Linked DNA regions of Homo sapiens: region 1 is linked to region 2. A link is a loop called in an ENCODE intact Hi-C map of the cell type or tissue named here. Cell type or tissue: stomach. All regions are shown on one strand. Each heading gives the region's core, and the rest is flanking DNA. Links, peaks and the distances in the headings are about the cores only.

Region 1 (16,135 bases), core at 4,750-12,749, 120 kb after region 2:
AACATATTCAGAATGGATGCTAAGACAATATAGAATTATACAAATTCACCACAATGGCATATTAATTTGTTTTCATTTGAATTTCCGTGACCTCTAGTGTGAAAATGGTGTTTCTCTGTATGTTCATTGGCCATTTGCTTTTCTTGTTTATGAACTGTGGTATACTCTTGCCTACTTTTCTCTTTTTTTTTTTACCTTTTCTTATTAATTTGCAGGATCTCTCTACACACCAGGAATATTAACCTCTAATCTTATAAAGCTTTTATCTCAGGCTGGGTGCCGTGACTCACGCCTGTAATCCTACCACTTTGGGAGGACGAGGTGGGTGAATCACTTGAGTCCAGGAGTTCAAGACCAGCCTGGCCAACATAGCGAAACCCTGTCTCTACTAAAAATACAAAAAAATAGCCAGGCAGGGGGTAGCCAGGCATGCCTGTAATCCCAGCACTTTGAGAGACCAAAGCAGACGGATCGCTTGAGCCCAGGAGTTCAAGACCAGCCTGACCAACATAGTGAAACCCTGTCTCTACTAAAAATACAAAAAATTAGCCGGGCATGGTGGCGCATGCCTGTGATCCCAGCTACTCAGGAGGCTGAGGCAGCAGGGTTGATTGAGCCTGGGAGTTCGAGGCTGCAGTGAGTCTTGATTGCACCACTGCACTCCAGTCTGTGTGACAGAGTGAGACCCTGTCTTTACATAGATATAGACAGATGATGATAGATAGATGATAGATAGATAGATAGATAGATAGATAGATAGATAGATAGATGATAGATAGATAGATAGACAGATAGATGATAGATAGACAGACAGATATCCACATAGATACCTCAAACCTATTATGTCCCAAATCGACCTCCAGTCTTTCCTCTCGCATAAATGGTATCCCTGCCCTCCAGCTGGGTGAGCCCAAAACTTAGAATTTATCCTGGATTCCTCCATTTCCTTTACCTCCCACTCACATAACCCAAAGGCACATCCCATGGGTCCCCTCCCATACAGCTCTCTTTCCTGACCACTTATCCCCCGGCTTCCCATATTCAATAAACCTTTTAACTCTATACCCTGCCACAGGGCATAGAGCTGCAGCTAGCTCTTTCTACAAATGGTTTCACGGCCATCAGTCCAAACATACATCTTCTTTCACCTGGATCAATGCACTTATAAAAGCAAATGCTCAACAGCAATCTTTGATGGCTCTAATACTCACATCAATTAAAAATTTAAACGTTACCTTTCAGTCACCCTTCCCATCCTTTTAAAGTGGAATTCCTAAATCTAAAATGGTAAAAGTTAAAAAAAAAATAAAACACCAAGCTCATATGGCTCTATAAAATACAGAATAACTTTAAAATGTATCTTATAGGCGGGGCTGGGCATGGTAGCTCACGCCTGTAATCCCAGCACTTTGGGAGGCTGAGGCGGGCGGATCACAAGATCAGGAGATTGAGACCATCCTGGCTAACACGGTGAAACTCCGTCTCTACTAAAAATACAAAAAATTAGCCGGGCGTGGTGGCGGGCGCCTGTAGTCCCAGATACTCGGGAGGCTGAGGCAGGAGAATGGCGTGAACCCAGGAGGCGGAGCTTGCAGTGAGCTGAGATCATGCCACTGCACTCCAGCCTGGGCGACAGAGCGAGACTCCATCTCACAAAAAAAAAAAGAAATTATCTTATAGGCAATACTTTCACTTGTCAATTCTCTTTATTTATTTATTTATTTTTTGAGACGGAGTCTCGCTCTGTCGCCAGGCTGGAGTGCAGTGGCGAGATCTCGGCTCACTGCAACCTCCACCTCCCGGGTTCAAGCGATTCTCCTGCCTCAGCCTCCTGAGTTACTGGGACTACAGGCACATGCCATCACGCCCAGCTAATTTTTTTATTTTTAGTAGAGACGGGGTTCCACCATGTTGGCCGGAATTGTCTCAAACTCCCGAGCTCAGGTGATTGGCCCACCTCGGCCACCCAAAGTGCCGGGATTACAGGTGTGAGCCACTGCGCCCGGCCAATTTTTTTTTTTTTTTTTTTTTTTTTTTTTTTTTTTTTTGAGATGGAGTCTTGCTCTGTCGCCCAGGCCGGAGTGCAGTGGCGCAATCTTGGCTCACTGCAACCTCCACCTCCCGGGTTCAAGCGATTCTCCTGCCTCAGCCTCCAGAGTAGCTAGATTACTGGCGCATGCCACCATGCCCAGTTAATTTTAGTAGAGACAGAGTTTCACCGTGTTAGCCAGGATGATCTTGATGTCCTGACCTCATGATCTGCCCACCTCAGCCTCCCAAAGTGCTGGGATTACAGGCGTGAGCCACCATGCCGGGCCAATTTTTTTTTTTAAGATGTAGTCTTGTTCTGTTGCCCAGGCTGACCCATTGCTCTCATGTATGTTTGTTTGTTTGTTTGTTTTTGAGACAGGACCTGGCTCTGTCGCCGAGGCTAGAGTACAATGGTGCAATCATGACTTACTGCAGCCTCGACCTTGGGCTCAAGTGATCCTCCCACCTCAGATTCCCCAGTAGCTGGGACTACAGGTGCATTGCCCTCAGGCCCAGCTAATTTTTGTATTTTTTGTAGAGATGGGATTTCACTAAGTTGGCAAGGCTGGTCTCAAACTCCTGACCTCAGGTGATCTGCCCGCCTCAGCCTCCCAAAGTGCTGGGATTATGGACATGAGCCACCATGCCCTGCCTATAACTGCTTTTAAACATAATTTTATACTTTTCCAGGAGCGTCCTAATGCATACGTGTACTGCGTATTCTCGAAATTTATGCTTTTTTAAAACATAAACCAGGCCTGGCACGGTGGCTCATGCCTGTAATCCCAGCACTTTGGGAGGCCGAGGCAGGTGGATGATCTGAGGTCAGGAGTTTGAGACCAGCCTGGCTAACATGGTGAAACCCCGTTTCTACTAAAAATACAAAAAATTACCCAGGTGTGGTGGTGCGCACCTATAATCCCAGCTACTTGGGAGGCTGAGGCAGGAGAATCGCTTGAACCCAGGGGGCAGAAGTTGCGGTGAGCAGAGATCGCACCATTGTACTCTGGCTTGGGCAACAAGAGTGAAACTCCGTCTCAAAAATAAATAAATAAATAAATAAATAAATAAATAGCAGATTAGAAACCCGTCTGTGACTCAGGTTTTCTCATTTCTCTTAGAATAAAATTCAAACTCCTACAAAAGGCTGCGTGCATAGTGCCTCTCTCTCTGCCATCCCTAGCTTCACTTTCCTTGCCTGCATCCTATCAGACAGTCTGTCTCTCCAGCCCTTGAATATTTTGTTTCTTTCCTACCTCTTTTTTTCTTTTTTTGAGACAGGGTCTCGCTCTGTCACCCAGGCTGGAGTGCAGTGGTGTGATCATAGCTCACTGCAGCCTCAAACCCTGGGGCTCAAGCAGGTCCTCCCACCTCGGCCTCCTCAGTAGCTGCAACTACAGGCATGCACCACCACAGCTGGCTAATTAAAAAAAAAAAAAAAAACTTTTACAGATGGGGTTTCTCTGTGTTGACTAGTCTGGTCTTGAACTCCTGGCTTCAAGAGATCCTCCTGCCTCAGCCTCCCAAAGCTCTGGGATTACAGGCATGACCCATCACACCTGACCAGGACTCTCAAACTTACCCTTCATTTGTCCTGAAATCTTTCACTACAGATCCTCACGTAATTCATTCATTCTCATACTGCAGATTTTGGCTCAAAATAGCACCTAGCCAGAAATGTCTTTCAGACTCTCTTATTTTAAGGAGCTCTTGCCCCAAACCCACCCAAGTTACTTCCATCATCCTAAGTATTAATACTTTTGCTTGATTTTGTTCTTTTCTAGTTTCTGGGTTCTATGCATAGACCATTTTTACTAATATTCATATTTTCTTTTAAATACCTTAGAAAGATATTTTAGATTTCTTCATTTGAGCCATGCACATTCTTTGAAAATTTATCCTAAAATAGCTGGGCACCCAGCCCATCCCTTGAACCCAGGAGGTGGAAGTGGTAGTGAGCTGCGATTGTGTCGCTGAACTCCAGCCTGGGACACCGAGTGAGACTCCATCTCAAAAACAAACAAACAAACAAAAAAATGTTGGGCACAGTAGTTCATGCCTAGTCCCAGCTACTCAGGAGGCTGAGGCACGAGGATCACTTGAGGCCAGGAGTTTGAGATCAGCCTGGGCAACACAGCAAGACCTCACTCTAAAAAAAAATGTTAATGCTAACATATAACTTTGGTTCTGTTTGTGATTGGCATATGGTTTATATTATACTTTTTTTTTTTATTTGAGATGGAGTCTCACCCTGTCGCCCAGGCTGGAGTGCAGTGGTGTGATCTTGGCTCACTGCAACCTCCATCTACCATGTTCAAGCGATTCTCCTGCCTCAGCCTCCAGAGTAGCTGGGATTACAGGCATACACCACCACACCCAGCTAATTTTTGTATTTTTTTTAGTAGAGACAGGGTTTCACCATGTTGATCAGGCTGGTCTCAAACTCCTGACCTCGTGATCCGCCCGCCTTGGCCTCCCAAAGTCCTAGGATTACAGGAGTGAGCCACCGCGCCCAGCAAAAAGTTTTTTAACTAGCTGAGTATAGTGGCACGAGCCTGTAGTGCCAGCTACTCAGGAGGCTGTGGCGGGAAGAGGGAGGCTGCAGTGAGATATGATCGCACCACTGTACTCCAACCTAGGTGACAGCAAGAACTTGTCTCAAAAAAAACAAATAACTTCGGCCGGGCAAGGTGGCTCACACCTGTAATCCCAGCACTTTGGGAGGCAGAGTCGGGTGGATCCCCTGAGACCAGCAGTTCAAGACCAGCCTGACCAACACTGTGAAACCCCGTCTCTACTAAAAATACAAACAATTAGCCAGGCGTGGTGGCCGGTGCCTGTAACCTCAGTTACTCGGGAGACTGTGACAGAAAGATGAAGGCTGCAGAGAGCTGTGATCGCACCCCTGTACTCCAACCTAGATGACAGCAAGAACCTGTCTCAAAAAAATAGACAAATACATAAAATAAAATCGGAGTGAAGCTACCAATGTAATGTTGAGTGAGTGATATGTTTCAGAAAATACTTTCTAGATCCTTGATGTTTAATACGGTATCCCTAGTCATATGTGGCTATAGAAACGTAAACTACTTAAAACTAAATAAAATGTAGAATCTCATTCTTCAGTGACAATAGCCACAGTTCTACTGCTCAACAGACAATTGTGGCTTGTGGTTACTATATTGGACAGCACAGATATAAAACATTTCCATCAATATAGAAATTTCTTTTTTATTCTTTTTTTTTTTTTTTTTTTTTTTGAGACGGAGTCTTGCTCTGTCACCCAGGCTGGAGTGCAGTGGGGCGATCTCGGCTCACTGCAAGCTTCACCTCCCAGGTTCACGCCATTCTTCTGCCTCAGCCTCCCGAGTAGCTAGGACTACAGGCGCCCGCACCACGCCCAGCTAATTTTTTGTATTTTTAGTAGAGACGGGGTTTCACCATGTTAGCCAGGATGGTCTCGATCTCCTGACCTCGTGATCCGCCCGCCTCAGCCTCCCAAAGTGCTGGGATTAGAGGTGTGAGCCACCGCGCCCGGCCCCCAGTACAGAAATTTCTACAGGGTAATGCAGATCTAGAATATGATCCCATTTTAAAATAAAGTCCATGGCCAGGCATGTTGGCTGATGCCTGTAATCCCAGCACTTTGGGAGGCCAATGCAGGTGGATCACCTGAGGTTAGGAGTTCGAGACAAGCCTGGCCAACATGGTGAAACCCCGTCTCTACTAAATCTACAAAAGTTAGCTTGGCATGGTGTCGGGCACCTGTAGTCCCAGCTACTCAGGAGGCTGAGGTGGGAGAATCACTTGAACCCAGGAGGCAGAGGTTGCAGTGAGCTGAGATCGCACCATTGCACTCCAGCCTGGGCAACAAGAGCAAAACTCTGTCTCAATAAATAAATAAATAAAATAAAATAAAGTACGTATGTCACATGTGCGTTTACATGTGTATATATAAATATATTTAACAGGTTTTTAATCTGTTATGTGAATTTTTTAAATTTTTTCATACAGTGTCACTTTATTAAGTGGGTAGAAAATGTTAAATTTTTCTTTGAAACAAGGTTTCTTTTTTGGGGGGATGGGGGGATGGAGTCTCGCTCTGTCGCCCAGGCTGGAGTGCAGCGGTACGATCTCAGCTCACTGCAACCTCTGCCTCTTGGGTTCAAGTGATTCTCCTGCCTCAGCCTCCCAAGTAGCTAGGACTACAGGCGCCCGCCACCACGCCCAGCTAACTTTTGTATTTTTAGTAGAGACGGGGTTTCACCATGTTCACCAGGCTGGTCTTGAACTCCTGACCTCAGGTTATCCTCCTGCCTCAATCTGCCAAAGTGCTGAGATTATAGGCGTGAGCCACCACACCTGAGACACGGTTTCTTAAAACAAAAGAAAAAAAGAGACAGGGTTTCACTCTGTCACCCAGGCTGGAGTAAAGTAGCATAATCACGGTTCACTGTAGCCTCAACATCCCAGGGCTCAGGTGATCCTCCCATCTCAGCCTCCTGAGTAGCTGGGATTACAGGAGCATGCCACCACACCTGGCTAATTTTTGTACTTTTTGTAGAGATAGGGTTTCACCATGTTGCCCAGGCTGGTCTTGAACTCCTGGGCTCAGGCAATGCGACTGCCTCGGCCTCCTCCCAAAGTGCTAGGATTACAGGCATGAGTCACCACACCTGGCATAAATTATTAAATATTTAAAATTGCCAAGTTCCTTGGAGAAACTCTATTTGACTACATTGTTTATTTTTTTTAATATGCTGCTTCATAACATCTATTTATTTAAAAATTTCTTAACATATGATGCAGCAACTCCCCTTCTGGGTATATATCAGAAAGAATTGGGTCGGGCGTGGTGGCTCACGCCTGTAATCCAAGCACTTTGGGAGGCTAAGGCAGGAGGATCACCTGAGGTCAGGAGTTCGAGACCAGCCTTGCCAACATGGTGAAACCCCATCTCTACTAAAAATACAAAAATTAGCCAGGTGTAGTGGCACACGCCTGTAATCCCAGCTACTAGAGAGGCTGAGGCAGTAGAATCACTTGAACCCAGGAGGCGGCGGTTGCAGTGAGCCAAGATCACGCCATTGCACTCCAGCCTGGGGGATAGAGCCAGACTCTGTCTCAAAAAGAAGAAAGAAAAGGAAGGAGGGAGGGAGGGGGGGAAGGAAAGGAGGAAGGGAGAGAGGGAGGGAGGAGGAAGGAAAGGAGGAAGGCAGGAAGGGAGGAAGGGAGGGAGGAAGGAGGAAGAAAAGGAGGAAGGGAAGGAAGGGAATTAGAGGCGTGAGCCACAGCGCCCAGCTTACATTATACTTTCTAACCTACTAATGGCATCAAATAAATAGGAACCGGTATTTGAGAAGCACATATTATAATTGGAGGCTGCAGTGGCTCATGCCTGTAATCCCGGCACTTTGGGAGACAGAGGTGGGCAGATCGCCTGAGCCCAGGAGTTCAAGACCAGCCAGGGCAATGTGGCAAAACCCCATCTCTACAAAAAATCCAAAAGAATTAGCCAGGTGTGGTGGTATGAGCCTGTAGTCCCAGCTACTCCGGAGGGTGAGATGGGAGGATCACCTAGTCACAGGAAGGTGGAGACTGCAGTGAGCCGTGATCTGGCCAGTGCACTCCAGCCTGAGCCACAGAGGGAAGGACGGAAGGGAAGGAAAAGGGAACAGTGACAAACAGAGACCAGAAACACAGAGGGATGCTGAAGCATAAGGAACGAAAGACCCAGAGATACAGAAATTTAGGAACACGAAGAGACCCAAAGATAGTGACAGAAACAGAGAGACAGAGGAAAGTCTAGAAAGAAACAATGCAGTGACACCCAGCACCTTCATGTATTTATTTATTTACTTATTTATTTATTCATTCATTCATTTATTTATTTTTTGAGTTGGAGTCTTGCTCTGTTGCCCAGGCTGGAGTGCAATGGCACGATCTCAGCTCACTGCAACCTCCACCTCCTGGATTCTCCTGTCTCAGCCTCCTGAGTAGCTGGGATTACAGGTGTGCACCACCATGCTTGGCTAATTTTTGTATTTTTAGTAGAGACAAGGTTTCACCATGTTGGCCAGGCTGGTGTCAAACTCCCGACCCCAGGTGATCTGCCCACCTCGGCCTCCCAAAGTGCTGGGATCACAGGCATGAGCCACCTCGCCCAGCCTTATTTATTTATTTAGAGACAAGGTCTCGCTCTGTCATCCAGGCTGTAGTGCAGTGGTGCAATCACTGCTCACTGCAACCTTAACCTCCCAGGGCTAAGTAGTCCTTCTGCCTCAGCCTCCCGAGTAGCTGGGACCACAGGCATGTGCCACCACGCCAGGCTAATTTTTTATTTTTGTAGAGATGGGATCTCACTATGTTTCCCAGGCTGGTCTTGAATTCCTGAGCTCAAGCCATCCTTCTGCCTTGGCCTCCCAAAGTGTTAGGATTACAGGCATGAGACACCACGCCCGACCTCCCACATCTCTCTTTTTTTTTTTTTTTTTTTTTGAGACGGAGTCTCACTCTGTCGCCCAGGCTGGAGTGCAGTGGGGCGATCTCGGCTCACTGCAAGCTCTGCCTCCCGGGTTCACGCTATTCTCCTGCCTCAGCCTCCCAAGTAGCTGGGACTACAGGCACCCGTCACCACGCCTGGCTAATTTTTTATATTTTTAGTAGAGACGGAGTTTCACCGTGTCAGCCAGGATGGTCTCGATCTCCTCACCTTGTGATCCACCCGCCTCGGCCTCCCAAAGTGCTGGGATTACAGGTGTAAGCCACCGCGCCCGGCCTCCCACATCTCTTTAATTTTATATATTTATATGTACATATATACACGCATATATATTTATATATGTATAAATAAATACATACATATATATGTGTATATACACGCGCACACACACACACATATATATAGAAGCTTTTACTTTAAAGCTTTGATTATTGCTAAGTTTATTTTCATTGTCTCAAGATCTGTTTAACCCTGGAGCCAGACTGGGTCAGTGGGTCTGTGTGGTGCCTCATGTACCTGTCTCTGCCCCTTGAAGTTCTGTTTACCACCTCCAAGAGGCATAGCCTGCAGTCTCAGCAAAAGGATAGATTCCCAGGAAGAGTGCGAGAGAGGTTTGGGGCCCAGGTGGGCAGCCCACCCAGCTGACCCCACCAGGTGGGCATGATATCATGATATCAAATATGCTAAATTTGTGTCTGTGTACATCATGTTCTGGCCCCAGGGAAATGAGCACTTTGCTGGTGAGGTTGGTGACATTTTGTTTACCATCTATGCCTGAGGAGGAAAGACTGGAGGAAAGAAAGACCTAAGAGGCCAGTTTATATTCACAAACATGGAAGTCAAGCCTGTTCCACCTTTCCAATGCAATAGAGCACCTACTGGGAAAGCCATGCCTGGCCAGCCCCTGGCAAAACACACCTGAGGATTCATTCCTCCATTCACGCAATCATACCTTCAAGAAAAGTTCAGAGGGCGTGGTGGCTCGCGCCTGTAATCCCAACAGTTTGGGAAGCCAAGGCTGGCTGATCACCTGAGGTCAAGAGTTCGAGACCAGCCTGGCTAACATGGTGAAACCCCATCTCTACTAAAAATACAAAAATTAGCCTGGCATTGTGGTGCATGCCTGTAGTCACAGCTACTCGGGAGGCTGAGGCAGGAGAATCACTTGAAACTTGGAGGCGGAGGTTGCAGTGAGCTGAGATCGAGTCACTACACTCCAGCCTGGGTAACAGAGCGAGACTCCGTCTCAAAAAAATAAAAAGTGTATTGAGTGTTTACTGTGTGCCAGGCACTGGGGAGACATCAATGAACAAACTTCACAACCCACCAGGCACAGTGGCTCACGCCTGTAATCCCAGCACTTTGGGAGCTCAAGGCGGGAAAATCACTTGAGGTCAGGAATTCAAGACCAGCCTGGGCAACACAGCAAGATCCCATCTCTACAAAAAAATTTTTAAATTAGCCAAACATGGTGGCACACACCTGCAGTCCCCACTACTCAGAGTGGGAGGATCGCTCAAGTCCAGAAAGTCAAAGCTGCAGCGAGCTATGATGGCATTACTGTACTCCAGGCTGGGAGACAGAGCAAGATCCTGTCTCCAAGACATAATAATAATAATAATAATTCACATCCTAATGGTGTTGCTGGACTCCAGTGGGGAAAGTGGTCAGTGGAATTCCTTAGAAGGTCCACAGACCTAGGAAGAGACTTCAGGAACTGCAACCAATCCCTGACTCTCTAGGGCCTGAGGAGGCACTTGGATGGGAACACCCTCCACCTCCCAAGAGAAGCAGTTGACTCCTCCACGAGGAAGCACTGGACAGCCAGGAGGTGCCTCTTGTTAACCAAAGTGGGCTGTTGACCTTGAACTCCAGCTCAGAGATCTTGTCCCTGGTCTTGTTCTCAAGACTCATCAGGTTCTCTCTTTCTCTGGACATGGAATCTAGATCTTCAATTTTGAAGCCAAATCTATGGGAGTAAAACAAAGAGATTTGATTAAAACAAAAGATGTTGTGCAAAACTCAAAAAATAAAACAGGCTGGGCGCTGTGGCTCAGGCCTGTAATCCCAGCACTTTGGAAGGCCAAGGCAGGAGGATCACTTGAGCCCAGGAGTTCGAGACCAGCCCTGGCAACAAACAGAGACTCTGTCTCTACAAAAAATGCAAAAATTAGCCTGATGTGGCGGTACACGCCTGTAGTCCCAGCTACTCGGGAGGCTGAGGTAGGGGGATCCCTTGAGCCTGGGAGGCTGAGGCTGCAGTGAGCCGTGATCCAGCCACTGCATTCCAGCCAGGGCAACAGAGCGAGATCCTGTCTCAAAAAATAAAATAACAGTAGTCCCAGCACTTTGGGAGGTCGAGGCAAGCAGATCACTTGAGGTCAGGAGTTCTCAACCAGCCTGGCCAACATGGTGAAACCCCATCTCTACTAAAAATACAAAAATTAGCCAGGGGTAGGGGGGCACACCTGTAATGCTAGCTACTGGGGATGCTGAGGCATGAGAATCACTTGAACCCGGGAGGCGGAGTTTGCAGTGAGCCAAGATCACGCCACTGCACTCCAGCCTGGGCAACAGGGCGAGACTCCGTCTCAAAACAACAACAAAAATAAACATGAGAAGCTAGATGACTGTAGCTGGCTGATCACCTGCTTGGCAGCCACAGCTTTTACCTGTGTCTTGGGCTTGGGACTCATGGAGCAGAGTGGGTGTCGCCCACAGGACGCATGAATGCTTGGAGCTTACTGGATCCCTGCATCCCTCCCATCTGTGTTCAGCTCACATTCTTAGTATGTCTAACAGGTCTCATGAGTTGCTTTTTTTTTTTTTTTGAGACGGAGTCTTGCTCAGTTGCCCAGGCTGGAGTGCAGTGGCGCGATCTCAGCTCACTGCAACCTCCGCCTCCCGGGTTCAACTGATTCTCCTGCCTCAGCCTTCCGAGTAGCTGGGATTACCGGCGGGTGCCACCACGCCTGGCTAATTTTTTGTATTTTTAGTAGAGACAAGATTTCACCGTGTTCGCCAGGATGGTCTCGATCTCCTGACCTCATGATCCGCCTGCCTCAGCCTCCCAAAGTGCTGGGATTACAGGTGTGAGCCACCACGCCCGGCTTGAGTTGCTTCTTAATATCCATCCTTCATTTCACCTGTCTGTGTCCTTATTTATAGGGCTCTTGTTCCCTATATAACAGAATTGAAAATTCCCTTTAAAAAAATACAGCAAATGCACACAGAGGATCAGAGGATGGAGGGGAGAATTTGATGAGATAACCAGGGAAGTATTTAGTACAAAGCCTGGCACAGAGTCCATGTGCAGTACATGTTAATTATTGTGATTATCTAAGGAAAAATAAAGAGACACAGAGAAAAGCAAAAAGGTTGCCTTAGGCCAGGTGCGGTGGCTCACACCTGTAATCCCAGCACTTTGGGAGGCCGAGGCAGGCAGATCACCTGAAGTCATGAGTTCGAGACCAGCCTGGCCAACATGGTGAAACCTTGTCTCTACAAAAAAAAAAAGACAAAAATTAGCTGGGCATGGTGGCACGCGCCTGTAATCCCAGCTACTCAGGAGGCTGAGACACAAGGATCACTTGAACCCAGGAGGCGGAGGTGGCAGCGAGCCGAGATCACACCACTGCACTCCAGCCTGGGTGACAGGGCGACACTCTGTCTCAAAAAAAAAAAAATAAAGGCCAGGTGCGGTGGCTCACGCCTGTAATCCCAGAACTTTGGGAGGCCGAGGCAGGCAGATCACCTGAGGTGAGGGGTTCGAGACCAGCCTGGCAAACATGATTTAGTAGAAACCCCGTCTCTACTAAAAATACAAAAATTAGCTGGGCGTGGTGGCAGGCACCTGTAATCCCAGCTACTCGGGAGGCTCAGGCAGGAGAATCGCTTGAACCCGGGAGGCGGAGGTTGCAGTGAGCCGAGATCACACCATTGTACGCTAGCCTGGGGGGACAAGAGCGAGACTTCGTCTCAAAAATAAATAAATAAATAAACAAATAGGCTGGGCGCAGTGGCTCACGCCTGTAATCCCAACACTTTGGGAGGCCAGGCGGGCGGATCACGAGGTCAGGAGATCGAGACCATCCTGGCTAACACGGTGAAACCCTGTCTCTACTAAAAATACAAAATATTAGCCAGCATGGTGGCAGACGCCTGTAGTCCCAGCTACTCGGGAGGCTGAGGCAGGAGAATGGCGTGAACCCGGGAGGCGGAGCTTGCAGTGAGCCGAGATCGCGCCACTGCACTCTAGCCTGGGCAACAGAGCGAGACTCCATCTCAAAAGTAAAATAAAATATAATAAAATAAAATAAATAAAATACAAACACTCCCTTAGTCCAGGGCAGGGACCAGATACAGAGATACCACTCTAAAGGCAGACATTGGTGTTGGGGTTTGGTGAGTTGGATGGCGAGTGAACAGATGGCTAGTGGGAAGGGAAAGAGAAGAGGAAAGGGTTCTCCATCCAGTACCTGGTCCCCAAGTTAATGAGTGGAGGATCCCAGCCTGCCCCACCAGGAGGGAATACATTTGCATAAGGTCCCTCATCTGCATGGCATCCCAGGGAATTTGCATAGAGATGGCAGCCTGGGGCCACATCAGTATGACCCCTCCTCCCAAGGGTTGAAACTCCAGCCTACATTACAAAGGCCTAGGGCAATAGGAAAGTGGGAGGGGTGAACCTCAGGATCTGGGGCTCCAGGAAGTAAAGAGAAGTTGGTAGTAAACTACCCTTGCTCTTTAACCTTCTGTGGTTCCCAGAGCATGAGCCGCCCTTCAGCTGGCATTCTGGACCTTCTAAGATACTGACCCTCACATCCCCTGCTCCCGCTGTCACCACCCTCCTACCTGGAATGCCCTTCCCCATATCCCGTGCTGTGACAAAGCTTGCCTATTCTTCAAAGCCTGGACATCCTGAAGAATTCTGAAAGCTTTCACCACCAGCCCCTCCTTGCCCTGCCCTTGGAAATTTACAAAGCTCTGTGCATCTCCCAGACATGTACAGATTTTTTGGGGTATATAGTTTATTAGTAAGGTTATATTTGATTGCAAATGACTATATATATATATATATATATATATATATATATATATATATATACACACACACACACACACACACACACACACACACATAGTCTCATACATATATATATATATATAGTCTATACATATATATATAGTCTCATATATATATATATGTATACCAGGAGTCATGTCTCATGCTTGTAATCCCAGCAGTTTGGGAGGCCAAGGCAGGAAAATTGCTTGAGCCTAGGAGTTCAAGACCAGCCTGAGCAACCTAGTGAGAGCCTGTCTCTACAAAAAAGTCAAAAGATGAGTCTGGCAGGCCGAGCACGGTGGCTCACGACTGTAATCCCAGCACTTTGGGAGGCAGAGGAGGGCAGACCACTTTAGGTCAGGAGTTCAAGACCAGCCTGGTAATATTGTGAAACCCCGTCTCTAATAAAACTGCGAACATAGCCAGGCGTCGTGGCCCAAACCTGTAGTCCCAGCTACTTGGGAGGCTGAGGCAGGAGAATCACTTGAACCCAGGGGGCAGAGGTTGCAGTGAGCCAAAATCACACCACTGCATTCCAGCCTGGGCAACAGACTGACACTCCGTATCAGAAAAAAAAAAAAAAAAAAAAAGATTGGCCGGGTGCGGTGGCTCACGCCTGTAATCCCAGCACTTTGGGAGTCCGAGGCGGGCAGATCACAAGGTCAGGAGATTGAGACCATCCTGGCTAACAAGGTGAAACCCCATCTCTACTAAAAATACAAGAAATTAGCTGGGCATGGTGGCGGGCGCCTGTAGTCCCAGCTACTCGGGAGGCTGAGGCAGGAGAACGGCGTGAACCCAGGAGGCAGAGCTTGCAGTGAGCCAAGATCGCTCCACTGCACTCCAGCCTGGGCAACAGAGCAAGACTCCGTTTCAAAAAAAAAAAAAAAGATTATTCTGGCACAGTGGCGAATGCCTATAGTCCCAGCCACTTGGGAGGCTGAAGTGGGAGGATTGCTTGAGCCTGAGAGGTGGAAGCTTCAATGAGCCATGATTGTACCACTGCACTCCAGTCTGGCCAACAGAGCATGACCCTGTCTCAGAATAAGAGCCGGGTATGGTGGCTCACGTTTGTGATTCCAGCACTCTGGGAGGCCGAGGCAGGCAAATTGCTTGAGCCCAAGAGTTCAAGACCAGCCTCGGCAACAACCCAAAAACCCATCTCTACAAAAAAATAGAAAAATTAGCCAAGCATAGTGGCACATGCCTGTAGTCCCAGCTACTCGGGAAGTTGACATGGAAGGATCCCGAGCCAGGGAGGTCATGGCTGCAGTGAGCCATGGTAATGTCACCACACTCCAGCCTGAGCGACAGAGTGAGACCCTGTCTTAATTAAAAAAAAAAAAAAAAGACTGAGGGGAGGAAGTGGTTAGGGGAGCTGCTGCTGCTGCTAAAAGAAAGGAAAGGTTGCCAGGCAGGTAAAATACTTGGCATCAGCTCCATAGCTCCGTCAGGAAGCCTTTGCCCCTACCTATGCCCCTACCTTCTAGTGGTTATGGCTCTTCAGTGAAGTGCCACCTCTGGGACTCCTTGACACTAAAAGTCAACTCCCCAGGCGGGCGTGGAACCCACCCAGTCATTTGTCACCAAACTTGGTGCTCAGCCTCATGCTTGTGACCCAAGGGTGTGAAACTCCAGCCTACACCTCTGGGGCATTTTTTTCTTTCTTTTTTTTTTTTTCCTTTTTTTTTTGGCAGAGCCTTGCTGTCACCCAGGCTGGAGTGCAGTGGCACAATCTTGGCTCACTGCAACCTCCACCTCCCGGGTTCAAGCGATTCTCCGGCTTCAGTCTCCCAAGTAGCTGGGATTATAGGCACCCGCCACCACATCCTGCTAATTTTTGTATTTTCAGTAGAGACAGGGTTTCACCACGTAGGCCAAGCTGGTCTCAAACTCCTGACCTCAGGTGATCCATCTGTCTCGGCCTCCCAAAGTACTGGGATTACAGGCTTGAGCCACCATGGCCAGCCTCCTGGGGCTTTCTTCCTGGGCTCATCCCTGCTCACAAAGAACAGCCAGGAGAGAGCTAAGCCCACTCATTCGTAGGCCAGGAGAAAGGAGGTGCTAGAGGCCTTCCTAGAAGAAGACTTCCTGGGGACTGGTTCTTTTGTTCAATGGATAAACGGGGGTCCCAGGATTTTGCAAAGCAAGTTAGTAGCAAGGCTGGCACTAAAACCCAGAGGTCCTGGTCCACAAACCTGGCCTCAGATTGGGGAGAGAAGGTCAGAGAGATCTAAAGCACATTTATTGCCAGGCGCGATGGCTCACACCTGTAATCCCAGCACTTTGGGAGGCTGAGGTGAGAGGATCACTTGAGGGCAGGAGTTCAAGACCAGCCTGGGCAACAAAGCGAGAATCAAATTCTACAAAACATTTAAAAATGCACCGAGCAGCCGGGCACAGTGGCTCACGCCTGTAATCCCAGCACTTTGGGAGGCCGAGGCAGGTGGAGCACGAGGTCAGGAGATCGAGACCATCCTGGCTAAGACCATGAAACCTCGTCTCTACTAAAAATACAAAAAATCAGCTGGGCG
Region 2 (13,721 bases), core at 4,976-12,975:
ACCTCCCTCAGACTGGGAGCTCTCAGATGTTGGGAACCGTGTCTCCCCATCAACTGGGAGCTTCTAGAGTCAGAAACTATGCCTCCTCCATCAGACTAGGAGCTCCCAGAGTCAAGATCCAGGTCTCCTCCATCAGACTGAGAGCTCCCAGAGTTATAGACCATGTTTCCTCCGTCAGACTGGGAGCTCCCAGAGGCAGAGACCACGTCTCCTTCATCAGACTGGGAGCTCCCAGAGGCATGGTCCATGTCTCCTCCATCAGACTGGGAGCTCCCGGAGTCAGGGACTATGTCTCCCTCGTCAGACTGGGAACTCCAGGAGTGAGGGTCCATGTCTCCTCCATCAGACTGGGAGCTCCCAGAGTCAGGGACCATGTTTCCTCCATCAGACTGGGAGCTCCCAGAGTCAGGGACCATGTCTCCTCCATCAGACTGGGAGCTCCCAGAGTCAGGGTCTATGTCTCCTCCATCAGACCGGGAGCTCCCAGAGTCAGGGACCATGTCTCCTTCATCAGACTGGGAGCTCCCAGAGTCAGGGACCATGTCTCCTTCATCAGACTGGGAGCTCCCAGAGTCAGGGACCATGTCTCCTCCATCAGACCGGGAGCTCCCAGAGTCAGGGTCTATGTCTCCTCCATCAGACCGGGAGCTCCCAGAGGCATGGTCCATGTCTCCTCCATCAGACTGGGAGCTCCCAGAGTCAGGGTCTATGTCTCCTCCATCAGACTGGGAGCTCCCAGAGTCAGGGACCATGTCTCCTCCATCAGACTGGGAGCTCCCAGAGTCAGGGACCATGTCTCCTCCATCAGACTGGGAGCTCCCAGAGTCAGGGACCATGTCTCCTCCATCAGACTGGGAGCTCCCAGAGTCAGGGAGCATGTCTCCTCCATCAGACTGGGAGCTCCCAGAGTCAGGGACCATGTCTCCTCCATCAGACTGGGAGATCCCAGAGTCAGGGTCTATGTCTCCTCCATCAGACTGGGAGCTCCCAGAGTCAGGGTCCATGTATCCTCCATCTGACTGAGCATCCCCAGAGGTCTGAGTCCATGTCCCTACAGCAGGGCCAGGTTTCCCCCATTAGCTCTCAGACACTGGGGATGAGATCATTCCCCAAGTCTGGAATCTTGCCTCCCCCAGCAGACAGAGCATTCTCAGAAGCCATGTCCCTGAGTCCGGGATGGTGCCTCCCCTATCACTGGAAATTTCCAGGATCAAGGACTCAACCACTGCCAGTCACCCACTTTCATCCAGTCACTGATCAAACCCTGGTTTTCTGGGTCAGTGTTAGGGGAGAATGCTGTTCAGTGGCAGCAGGCCACCCCGGCAAAGCCTTGGGATTCCTTTTCACCCATTCTCTCTTCTCACAGTCAACCTCCCTCCCTCGCACAAGGACCAACGCTACCTTCCTGAACCTGAACCTGGCACAGGCTGAGCGTGGGGTGGATTGGGCCACTGGGTGGCCCGGGGTGGGCAGGGGAGCAGAAGGGGTGGGGGCACTGGGGACCTGGTCCTCCATCTCTCTGACATCCTCCTTCGCCCCCTCGCCCCATATGCCCCACAGCCCTGGGGTAACAGCGTGACCCTGGAGACGTCCAGAGAGAAGAGCTCTTCGCACCATCCTCTGGTCCTCGCCCTCTGAGTGGGAACCACTCCCCCACAGCGAGGATGCCAGGCTGTGGTCCTGCTGTTCTCCTGCCTCCACCCTAGAGCTAGAGCCACAGGGCCCCACTCCCTCGCTGAGCTGTTGGGGAGCCACCGAGGCCATAAACGTCCTGGTTAATGCACACGTGTGTCAGCCTCTCCTTCCACCACCGCTAGCCCCGCCATTTCCTGGTGGCCGCACTCATTTCCTTTCCCCCCCAAGACTTTTCTCAGTCTGGGTGTGCACGTGCAGGAGGATGGGCCCAGATCACCGTGCTCCACACCCCACTGCTGGATGCCAGGGCCTTGTGCCCCTCCCGCAGTGCTCCAGGTTATATGTGAGAGTCCTGCTCCCCAGCTGGCCAAGGACTGCCCCTCTTGGAGCACCAGCATTCTGTGGGACATGGCTCTCCCCTACACTGCACCTCATTTTGTCACCTGGACCCCGAAACAGGGCTGCTTGTGCTCAGGAAATGACCATATTTTGCAAGAAGTCTTCCATCACCTTCTGGTAGTCCTCACCCATTTAATCAAAGACACAACTTTGTCCTGGGATTCCCCGCATGTCTCTCCAACATTATCTGCCCAACCCTGACAATATCTCCTTCCTTCTGCAGCCACAGGAAAGGCCCTGTGGATGGATGAATGCAAGCGGGGCAGAGGTAGAGGCCAGGAGTGGAGAGCTGGGAAGTGGGGGCCAGAATGAGTGTGTTTTCTAACTCGTCTCATTAGTGGGAGCCACAGGCCCCACCCAGCCGCAATGCCCCACTGGAAACAGGTTCTTGGCATTGGTCAGGAGTGGTGATGGCCGAGTCGAGGCTTAGAATAGAAAGACAGGTTTGGGCAGAGACGAGAAAGGCCCTTTTGGGGATGATTGTGTTGAGTTGGGGTGATGGGTGGTGAAAGACCTCCAGAATGAGGGTTATAAAACCTGGATCAAAATCCTGCATTTGCCACGGATTCACTAGAGCCTCAGTTTGCCCATCAGTAAAAAGGTGTGGACTTGAGGTGGACCAGACTTTTCCAAACCATTTTTAAAAGCCTCAGAGCCCTTTCTTCAAATACAAGTTTACATGGCAGGTCAATTTATTATTAATATTTAAAATAGCAATGCAACAAATATAGCCCCAGCACAGTGCCCATGCCTGTAATCCTAACGCTTTAGGAGGCTAAGGTGAGAGAAACGCTTGAGCCCAGAAATTTGAGACCAGCCTGGGCAACATGGCAAAATCCCGTCTCTATTTTTGAAAATAAATAAATAAATAAAACCAACTATAGATACCAATTCAATAGCTATACTCGTCTCCCCCAAAATTTCTATAGAATTGGAAAAAAAATTACTTAAATTTAAATACCACTGGGATTAGCCAGACATGGTGGCGCATGCCTATAGATCACTTGAGCCCAGGAATTTGAGGCTGCAGTGAGCCATGATTGCACCACTGCACTCCAGCCTGAGCAACAGAGTGAGACTACGTCTCATAAAAAATGTTAAATTTTACAAATAAAAGGTAACACTTGGGGCCGGGCGCGGTGGCTCACCCCTGTAATTCCAGCACTTTGGGAGGCTGAGGCAGGTAGATCACAAGGTCAGGAGTACAAGACCAGCCTGACCAACATGGTGAAACCCCGTCTCTACTAAAAATACAAAAATTATCCAGCCGTGGTGGCATGCTCCTGTAATCCCAGCTACTCAAGAGGCTGAGGCAGGAGAATTGCTTGAATCTGGGAGGCAGAGGTTGTAATGAGCCAAGATCGCACCACTGCACTCCAGCCTGGGCAACAGAGCAAGAAGACTCCGTCAAAAAAAAAAAAAAAAAAAAGTAACACTTGGACTACAGAAGCAACTAAAATACAAGATATCAACCAGAATCAAATGACAGTAAAAGCATCATATACATCAAACCTGTGGGACATGGCCACAGCCATCCTTGAAGAGAAAAATGATAGCTTATAAGCATTGAGAGTACTAAAGGAAAAAGACTTGAAAATGAATAAAACAAGCTTTCTACTCAAGAAACTAGAAAAAGTCCACAAAACGAACCAAAGAAAAAAGCTAAGGAATGAAGAAAGGTAAAAGCAGAAATAGATGAAATGTAAAACAAAACATGGCCAATAAAACCTAAAGCTGATTCTTTGAAAATGCAATGAAATAGACAGACTTTCTGCAGGTATGATCAAGAAAAAAAAAAAAAACAGAGAAGTATAAATAAGAAACACAAATAATAAAGAGCCAAGGAGATTAATATATAAAATAAAAGGCCCTGGGGTGGGCGCTGCGCTCACACCTGTAATCCCAGCACTCTGGGAGGCTGAGCCAGGAGGATCACTTGAGCCCAGGAGTCCCAGACCAGCCTGAGCAATGTAGCAAGACCTCATCTCTACAAAAGTTTTTCAAAAATTATCCAGGAATAGTGGTGCATGCCTGTAGTCTCAGCTACATGGGAGGCTAAGGCAGGAGGATTGCTTGAGCCCAGGAGGCCAAGGTTGCAGTGAGCTATAATCACCCTACTGCACTCCATCCTGGGCGACAGAGCAAGACCTTGTCTCTAAAAAAAGAGAGAGAGAGAGAAAAGAGAAACTGGTCTGGTTGAAGCAAAGGTTGCTCAATAAATATACATTGACTGAAGAGGGATCTGTTGGTTGCTCCCCAGCCCACTGCCCTCCCTGCTTCCATGACACACGCACTGCCTCCCTCTCTAGAAGCTGAAAATGTCAGGTACTCACTTTCCCAAACTGCCTTGCAGCTGCAAGCAGCCATGTGACCAATTCAAGCCCATGAGGAAGGAGAGAGCCTAAAGTTCCACCCACTGACTCCACCTCACCGGAGGGGACACTGAGGGAGCTCTATGGAGTTTGAAAGCTATTATCTAAATTAGTGGTCTCCATTGTGGGGCTTCTAGCTGGGACGTGAGGATGGACTTGAGCCCATACTACTAACCCCAACACTATCCAGCCCAGAAAGAAGAAATAGCATCCATATTACCACCTTCACCCCACCCCCATCCACCCAAGTTCACATAAAAACTTGACATAGATGTGGCTAGAGTCTAGATATAACAGTTAGAAATTCTTGGCCGGGCGAGGTTGCTTATGCCTGTAATCCCAGCACTTTGGGAGGCCGAGGCGGGTGGATCACGAGGTCAGAAGTTCAAGACCATCCTGGCTAACATGGTGAAACCCCGTCTCTACTAAAAATAGAAAAAATTAGCCAGGTGCAGTGGCAGGCACCTGTAGTCCCAGCTACTGGGGAGGCTGAGGCAGGAGTATGGTGCAAACCTGGGAGGCGGAGTTTGCAGTGAGCCGAGATCATGCCACTGCACTCCAGCCTGGGCGACACAGCAAGACCCTGTCTCAAAAAAAGAAAAAAAAATTAGCTGGGCGTGGTGGCAGGTGCCTGTAGTCCCAGCTACTCGGGAGGCTGAGGCAGGAGAATGGCGTGAACCTGGGAGGCAGAGCTTGCAGTGAGCCGAGATCACGCCACTGCACTCCAGCCTGGGTGACACAGCGAGACTCTGTCTCGAAAAAAAAAAAAAAAAAAAGAAAGAAAGAAATTCTCTTCAGTGGCTAGGCTGGGCACTGTGGCTCACACCTGTAATCCCAGCACTTTGGGAGGCCGAGGTGGGCTGATCATCTGAGGTCAGGAGTTCGAGACCAGCCTGGCCAATATGGTGAAGCCCCATCTCTACTAAAAATACACAAAAATTAGCCGGGCATGGTGTGATCAAGAAAAAAAAAACAGAAGTATAAATAAGGAACACAAATAATAAAAAGCCAAGGAGATTAATATATAAGATAAAAGGGCACCTGTAATCCCTGCTACTTGGGAGGCTGAGGCAGGAGAATTGCTTGAACCCATGGGGCAGGGGTTGCAGTAAGCTGAGATCATACCATTGCACTCCAGCCTGGGTAACAAGAGTGAAACTCAGTCTCAAAAAACAAAACAAAAGAAATTATCTTCAGTGGCTAGTAAGAAATATTGGAACTAGCATAAACAATTAGGCAGAATAGATACACAGGGAGTAGCTTATATGGCTAGAAGATTATTTTTCTCATTTCTCAAACGTAAAAAATCTCCAGAAGCAGATTGTTCAGAGCTAGAATGGAGGCCCTGTAGTGTCATCAGGGACACAGCTCCTTCTATTCTTCTGTTCCATTATCCTTACCTTGGGGTTTCCATCCTCTCCATCACCTCATGGCCCAAGATGGCTGCTGGAGTCACAGCTGCCTCATCCATGTTCCAGGCAAGAAGCAGAAAGAAGGGAACAAAGGGAAACAAACAAAAAAAAACTCCCCCTAGCCAGTTTATGGACTGTGCCCCTTTTAAGGGAACTTTACCTAAGGCCCATCCAACAACCCCTGCTTAGATCTGATTGGCCAGCTCATAGTACCATGGCCACCCTAGCTGCAAGGGAGGCAGGGAATTGCAGTCATTGCCTTGGGTATGCTGCTGCCCCAATTAACATCAAGGTTCTTGTATTAAGAAAGGCAGAGAGAATGGGTCCCGGGTGGGCAGCTGGCAGGCTTGGCCACTCCAAGCTTTGGAACTTCTACCTCCTCAGCTAGGCAAAATGGCCTTCCTCACCTGAGCCCAAGGAGTAAGAGTCACAGCCCCCATAGCAGGGGTTTGAGAAAGATGGGAGCTGCTGCTCTGAGCTGTGATTGTGTGCAGTTGATGCAGAATGAGGCCAGCAGGAGGGGCAGAAGGAGGGAAGGAGAAGCAGCTCAGGTTTCTAGGTCAAGCAAAATCCCATAGCCTCAGGGTGTGGTGGAGGCTCAAATGTCCCCAAGACCAGGTCCTCCGTCCCTCTGGGCATCTCTGTGCTCTTTTACTGAATTATCTCAAGTAGTGCAATCCCCTTCATTAAGAGTGTAGGAAAGAATAATAACAATAACCACAAAATAATAATCACTCCTATATCTCGAGCATCAGTGTATTAGTCCATTCTCACATTGCTATAAAGACATACCTGAGACTGGGTAATTTATAAAGAAAAGAGGTTTAATCAGCTCATGATTCTGTGGGCTATACAGGCTTCTGCTTCTGGGGAGACCTCAGGAAACTTACAATCATGGCAGATGGTGAAAGGGAAGCAAGCACGTCTTCACATGGCCGGCAGGAGAGGAAGGTGGGGTGCTACACACTTTTAAACAAGCAGCACTAGGAGGATGGTGCTAAAACATTAGAAACTGCCCCCACGATCCAATCACCTCCCACGAGGTCCCTCCTCCTACACTGAGGATCATAACTGGACATGAGATTTGGGTGGGGACTAAGAACTAAACCATATCAATTGGTTTTATCCTTTTTCATGCAAGATCTCAATTCCTACAGCAGCTCTTAAGAGCAGTTACTATCATTCCCCCAACTTACAGGTGAGGAAACTAAGGCACAGAGACTTGAAAACTTTGCTCCAAGTCCCACAGTTCCCATGTGTCCTAGGTGGAGGTGCTGGTGGGGGAGTCCTCTCCATTCTTCAGCAGGGCAGAGGGTTTCAGGGCACAGCTCTGAGGACAGACAGAATTCTTTTTAGCTGTGGGAACTTGGGTACATTGCTTGCTTTTCCTCCTCGTAAAATGGAGATGATAATACTGCCCCTGCCTCCTAGGATTGTTGAAAAGATCACATTAGTTAATACAAGTAATGAGCCTGAAACATGGATGCTCAATAAATGCCTATGACCCAGACTAAGGTGTTAGATTTTAACAACAGGCAGATAGAAAAAGCAAAGATAACATTTTTCTTTTTCTTTTTTTTTTTTTTTTGAGACGGAGTTTTGCTCCTGTTGCCCAGGCTGGAGTGCAATGCATGATCTCGGCTCACCACAACCTCTGCTTCCTGGGTTCAAGCGATTCTCCTGCCTCAGCCTCCCCAGTAGCTGGGATTACAGACATGAGCCACCACACCCGGTTAATTTTTTTTTTTTTTTAGCATTTTTAGTAGAGACGGGGTTTCTCCATTTTGGTCAGGTTGGTCTCAGGTGATCCTGACCTCAGGTGATCCGCCCGCCTCAGCCTCCCAAAGTGCTGGGATTACAGGCATGAGCCACCGCGCCCGGCCATTTTTTTTTTTTTTTTTTTTTTTTTCCAGACCGGGTCTCAGCATTATCCAGACTGGAATACAGTGATGCAATCATGGCTCACTGCAGTCTCCCAAGCAGCTGGGACTACAGGCATGAGCCACCACGCCGGCCAATTGTTGCATTTTTTGTGGAGTCAGGGTCTTGTTCTGTTGTCCAGGCTGGTCTCAAACTCCTGGGCTCAAGCAATCCTTTCACTTCAGCCTCCTAAAGTGCTGGGATTACAGGTGTGAGCCACCACACCCTGCTTCAAAGATAACATTTGTCCTGGCGAACTTAATCCTACTAAGCAGGTTTGCTTCGCTTTATGTAATATATGATGTTCTTTACATTGTAATCACTGAGATTTGCTGACAAAAAGTAATAATAGGCCGGGCGCGGTGCCTCATGCCTGTAATCCCAGCACTTTGGGAGGCTGAGGCAGGCAGATCACCTAAGGTCAGGAGTTCGAGACCAGCCTAGCCAACATGGTGAAACCCCGTCTCTACTAAAAATACAAATAATTGCCAGATGTCATCATGTGCGCCTGTAATCCCAGCTACTTGGGAGGCTGAGGCATGAGAATCACTTGAACCCAGGAGGCAGAGGTTTCTGTGAGCGGAGATTGCACCACTGCACTCCGGCCTGGGCAACAAAGTGGACTCCATCTCAAAAAAAAAAAAAAGTAATAGGCAGATCACAAGATCAAGAGATTAAAACAATCCTGGCCAACATGGTGAAACCCTGTCTCTACTAAAAAATACAAAAATTAGTTGGCCGTGGTGGCACATACCTGTAGTCCCAGCTACTTGGGAGGCTGAGGCAGAAGAATTCGCTCGAACCCAGGAGGCGGAGTTTGCAGTGAGCCTAGATCGTGCCACTGCACTCCAGCCTGGAGACAGAGTGAGACTCTGTCTCAAAAAAAAAAAAAAGTAATAAAAGCAATAATAATAAATGTGTATGAGCTTTTAGAAACACGATGCTCATCATCGCAGGTTCCAGGGTAGGTGCTCTCAGCACAGGTTCTCTGACTTGCTCCTCAAAGCTTCCCTTTGAAATGGAACTATTAATACATTTCCCAAATCTCCTGTTTATTAACGTAAACATCCCTGCGAAGAGCACTGGCTAACGCCTGTTATCCCATCACTTTGGGAAGCTGAGGCAGGAGGATTACTTGAGGCCAGGAGTTCAAGAACAGCCTGGGCAACATTGCAAGACCCTATCTCTACAAAAAAAAACAAAAAACAAAAAAAAAAAACAGAATTATTTGGGCATGGCAGTACTTGTCTGTCATCCCAGCTACCTGGGAGGCTGAGATGGGAGCATTGCTTGCGCCTAGGATTTTGAGGCTGTAGTGAGCTGTGATGGTGCCATTGCACTCCAGCCTATGAGACAGAACAAGACCCTGTCTCAAAAATTAAAATAAAATAAAATAAGTTATATATCCCAGGCTTCTGCCTGGGCCCAGAAAACCTGTCTCTCCAGGGTGGGGACTTGAAAGAATTTTCTTTCTTTTTTTTTTCTTTTTTTTTTTTTTTTGAGACAGAGTCTTGCTCTGTCATCCAGGCTGGAGTGCAGTGGCATGATCTCAGCTCACTTCAACTTCTGCCTCCCGGGTTCAAGCTATTCTTGTGCCTCAGCCTCCCGAGTAGCTGAGATTATAGGCGCCTGCCACCACGCCCGGAAAGCAGAATTTTTAACAAAGGGTCTAGGGAATTTTTGTTAGCTGGGAAATTGGGGGACTCAGATGCAGAGACTGTTTGACAAAAAAAAAAAAAAAAGGAAAGTGAGACACCACAAAGAAGAGGAGGTGACTTGCCCAAAGTTACTCAGCCAGAAAGGAGCAGGGCCAGGATTTGGTCCAGAGAGGAGCAGGAACTAGTCCAGGGTCACGGAGCAGGTTTCAGATGAGGGCTGAGACTGGCGCCCTTCACTGTCCCGAGCAGGTCCGCAGTGGCTCCTCGCCTCCCCCATTAAGCCACGAAGCTCTGGTGGCGCCGGGGGCCCTCAGGTTCCACCAGCCGTGGGTGGGGAGGCAGACTATACCCCTCTCAGCCCCAATCCCTTCCCCCTCACCCAAGCTGCCTTTTCTCAAATAACCACACTGGGGAGGGCAGGGAGTCGGGGTGACCTTGAGGCCAGAATACACAATGGCCCAGTCCCTCTCTGGAGCCCTGCCAGGGAGAGGAAGGAAGCCTGCCCTGTTTTTTTCCATGGACTGGAATGTTGATTCAGGATGGAGAGCAGGGAGGAGGGAAGGGGGAGGTGGGAGAGAGAGAAAAAAAAAAAAGGAGGAAAGAGAAGGGAGTAGGAGGAGGGTGGAGGAGGGAGAAAAGGGGAACAGGGCAAAAAGGGAGAAGAAGGAGGTGGAGGAGGTGGAGGAGGAGGAGGGATGGGGAGGAAGAGGAGAAGAAAGAGGAAGGAGACAGAAGAGGAGCATGGAGGAGGGGGTGCCAAGGCCAGACTTTGGGAACCAAGGAATGAGCCCCATCAGCTTCAGCCCATCCTGACACACAGTGTGGAGAATGCAGAGTCCAGAGAGGGCACCCCAAATCTGCAAGGTTGCACAGGACCAGTGCAGCCAAAGGGCCTCACCTGTGCGGCTGCCTCCTGCCTGTGGAGGCAGGAGCTCCCTGAGTCCTCACAGAGACCTTCAGACGCAGGTGTCATGTTGCATGTTTCTCAGAAGAGGATACTGAGGCGCCCAGAGGTAAAGCCACATTTCCTGGAGCATCTCCCCTTCGGATCGGACTCCAGGGTCCTTACAATGGTCTGCAGGCCTGCCCGCCCGTCATTCCCTTCATCATCTCCTCTCCTTCACTCACTGCAGCCACCTGGCCTCCTGGCTATTGTTTGAACAAATCAAGCAACTCCTTCCTCGGGGCCTTTGCACTGGCTGTTCCCGCTGCCAGGAATTTCCTTCCCTCAGACACCTGCATCACTCCAGTCAGGTCTCTGCTCAGATGTCACCTCCTCAGAGGGGTCCCCTGTACACCCAAAGTTGTCTGGCTTTATTCTTCACAGCATTTATCACTTACACAACTAACCCAACTTTACATTTTATATTTCTTTTTTGTTTTCTTTTTTGAGACAGTCTTGCTCTGTTGCCCAGGCTGGAGTGCAACCGCACAATCACAGCTCACTGTGGCCTCGAACTCCTGGGCTCAAGCAATCCTCCTGCCTCACTCTCCTAAGTAGCTGGGACTACAAGTGCTCACCACCATGACCTGCTAATTTTATATATATATATATATATATATATATATATATATATATATATATATACACACACACACACACACACATATATATACACATACATATATATATACACACAAACATACATATATATACATACATATATATATATGTGTATATATATATATATATATATATATATATTTTTTTTTTTTTTTTTTTTTTTCCCTGAGATGGAGTCTTGCCCTCTCGTCCAGGCTACTAGAGTGCAGTAGTGCAATCTTGGCTCACTGCAACCTCCACCTCCCATGTCCAAGTGATTCTCCAGCCTCAGCATCCCGAGTAGCTGGGATTACAGTACCTGCCACCAGGCCCAACTAATGTTTGTATTTGTGTAGAGATGGGGTTTCACCATGTTGGCCAGGCTGGTCTTGAACTCTATCTAGAATATACAATATATCAAACATTTCAACACAAAAAAAAAAATCTGACTTTTTTTTTTTGGAGATGTAATCTCAATCTGTCACCCAGGCTAGAGTGCAGTGGCATGATCTCAGCTCACTCCAACCTCTGCCTCCCAGGTTCAAGTGATTCTCCTGCCTCAGCCTCCTGAGTAGTTGGAACTACAGGCTTGTACCACCACGCCCAGCTAATTTTTGTATTTTTAGTAGAGTCGGGGTTTCACCGTGTTGGCCAGGCTGGTTTCAAATTCCTGACCTCAAGTGATCGACCCGCATCGGCCTCCCGAAGTGCTGGGATTATAGGTGTGAGCCATCACGACTGGCCATTTTTTGTCTTTTTGATGACATCTTGCTCTGTCATCCAGGCTGAGTGCAGTGGCGCAACTATAGCTCACTGCAGCCTCCAATTCCTGGGTTCAAGCAATCCTCCCACATCAGCCTCCCAAGTGAGTAGCTGGGACCACCACTGTGCACCACCACACCTGGCTGTTTTTAACTTTTTGTGCAGACAGGGTCTCGCTGTATTGCTCAGGCTGGTCTCGAACTCCTGGCTTCAAGCAACCCTCCTACCTCTGCTTCCTAAAGTGCCAGGATTATAGGTGTAAGCCACCATGGCTGGCCAACAATATAATTTTTTAAACAGGCAAATTATCTTAACAGACATTTCTCAAAAGAAGACATACAATGGCCAACAAGTATATGAAAAAATACTCAACATCATACTCATTGGGGAAATGCAAATCAAAACAACAATGAGGTATTATTTCACCTGAGTTAGGATGGCTGTCATCAAAAAGACAAAAAATGGCCAGTTGTGATGGCTCACGCCTGTAATCTTAGCACTTCGGGAGGCCGATGTGGGCGGATCACTTGAGGTCAGGAATTCGAAACCAGCCTGGCCAACATGGTGAAACTTCAACTCTATTTTTGTAAAAATACAAAAATTAGCCAGGCATTGTGGTGCAAGCCTGTAATCCCAGCTACTCAGGAGCCTGAGGCAGGAGAATCACTTGAACCCAGGAGGCAGAGGTTGTGGTGAGCTGAGATGGCGCCATTGCGCTCCAGCCTGAGCAACAGAGAGAGGTTCCCTCTCAAAAAAAAAAAAAAAGAAAGAAAAAAAAAAAGGAGCAGGGATTCAGCTTTTGAGGGCCATGGCGAGGATTTTGGCCATCACCCCAAGTGAAGTAGGAGCCACAGAGGCTGGATGGGTTCTGATTCAGTTTCTTTTTTTTTTTTAGATGGAGACTTGCTCTGTCGCCCAGGCTGCAGTGCAGTGGCGCAATCTCGGCTCACTACAACCCCCGCCTCCTGGGTTCAAGTGATTCTCCTGCCTCAGCCTTCCCAGTAGCTGGGATTATAGGCATGTGCCAACTCACCCAGCTAATTTTGTTGTTGTTTTGTTTTGTTTTGTTTTTTGAGACAGAGTTTCACTCTTGTCTCCCAGGCTGAAGTGCAATGGTGCCCACTCAGCTCACTGTAACCTCTGCCTCCGGGGTTCAAGTGATTCTCCTACCTCAGCCTCCTGAGTAGCTGGGATTACAGGCATGCACTACCACGCCAAGCTAATTTTTGTATTTTTAGTAGAGACGGGGTTTTGCCATGTTGGCCAGGCTGGTCTTGAACTCCTGACCTCAGGTGATCCACCTGCCTCAGCCTCCCAAAGTGCTAGGATTGCAGGTGTGAGCCATCATGCCCGGCCCTGATTCAGGTTCTAACAGGATCCCTCTGGCCATGAGGTGGAAAGAGACTGTTGGGGGCAGAATTGTAAAGCGAGGGACAAGAAGAGTCAGGGGTCTCCAAGCTTTGAGCCTGAGCCACTGCAAGGATGAAGCTGCCATTTCTGAGGCCAGAAGGCTGCAGGCAGGGCTGGGTTGGAGATTGGAATGAAGATAGGTCTTGTTTGAGGCCAATGAGGAGGGAGCCTCACCCGAGGCACACAGGCTCCAGGCGGGAAGTTGGCGACAAGTTGTGGACTGTGGTTTTCACCCACCTCATGGGGCCCCCTCATCCTCTCCCCCAACTTCCCCTCACGCCGTGGTGGAGCCAGCTTTGTTTGTTTCCCCCCCATCATCCGTTTCATGATGGGGAAGACTGGTTTTCCCCTAACCCAACAGACACCTCTTCCCTCAGCCTGTCCCTGACCCTCCCACCTCGGGAAGCCCCGAGCGGGCCTCCCAGAATGTCCCGGCAGGAAGGGGCTGCTGCTACCGTTCATCCAGCCAGATGAACCCCAAAAGGGGAAGTGGGTCACCCGTAGTCACCCGGCTCATGGTCAGCTCGGGACTTCAGGATCTCGTCTCTTCACTGCACCCACCACAGCCCTGGGAGGTTTTCCATGCACGCTTCTCATTCTCCCCACATTT

The links. Hi-C counts contacts between places; a loop is a spot of excess contacts. Peaks named below come from ENCODE experiments on the same cell type or tissue, not always from the same donor. Only the 100,000 strongest peaks of a DNase experiment are listed, where the experiment ranks them.
Region 1: a loop joins it to region 2, with 2.1 times the contacts of the local background. A loop is called at or near these places in 44 of 110 quality-filtered maps.

What each region holds. Positions count from the first base shown.
Region 1 is chr19:44,826,307-44,842,441 of GRCh38, forward strand. No RefSeq gene overlaps it. Among named protein-coding and RNA genes, the nearest start is that of NECTIN2, 12 kb to the right of the region's middle. In stomach, for the core only: no CTCF peak of the experiment used is centred there; no DNase peak of the experiment used is centred there; H3K27me3 peaks cover 3,462 bases.
Region 2 is chr19:44,708,936-44,722,656 of GRCh38, forward strand. All of the region lies in intron 1 of CEACAM16-AS1 (CEACAM16, CEACAM19 and PVR antisense RNA 1), which reads right to left. It overlaps CEACAM16 (CEA cell adhesion molecule 16, tectorial membrane component), which reads left to right. Exons shown (of 7, transcript NM_001039213.4): 7 at 1,561-1,783. The coding sequence ends at 1,571. Among named protein-coding and RNA genes, the nearest start is that of CEACAM16-AS1, 9.4 kb to the right of the region's middle. RefSeq lists enhancers at 13,367-13,516, 13,647-13,721. In stomach, for the core only: no CTCF peak of the experiment used is centred there; a DNase peak (open chromatin) is centred at 9,866; H3K4me3 peaks cover 361 bases; H3K27ac peaks cover 1,607 bases.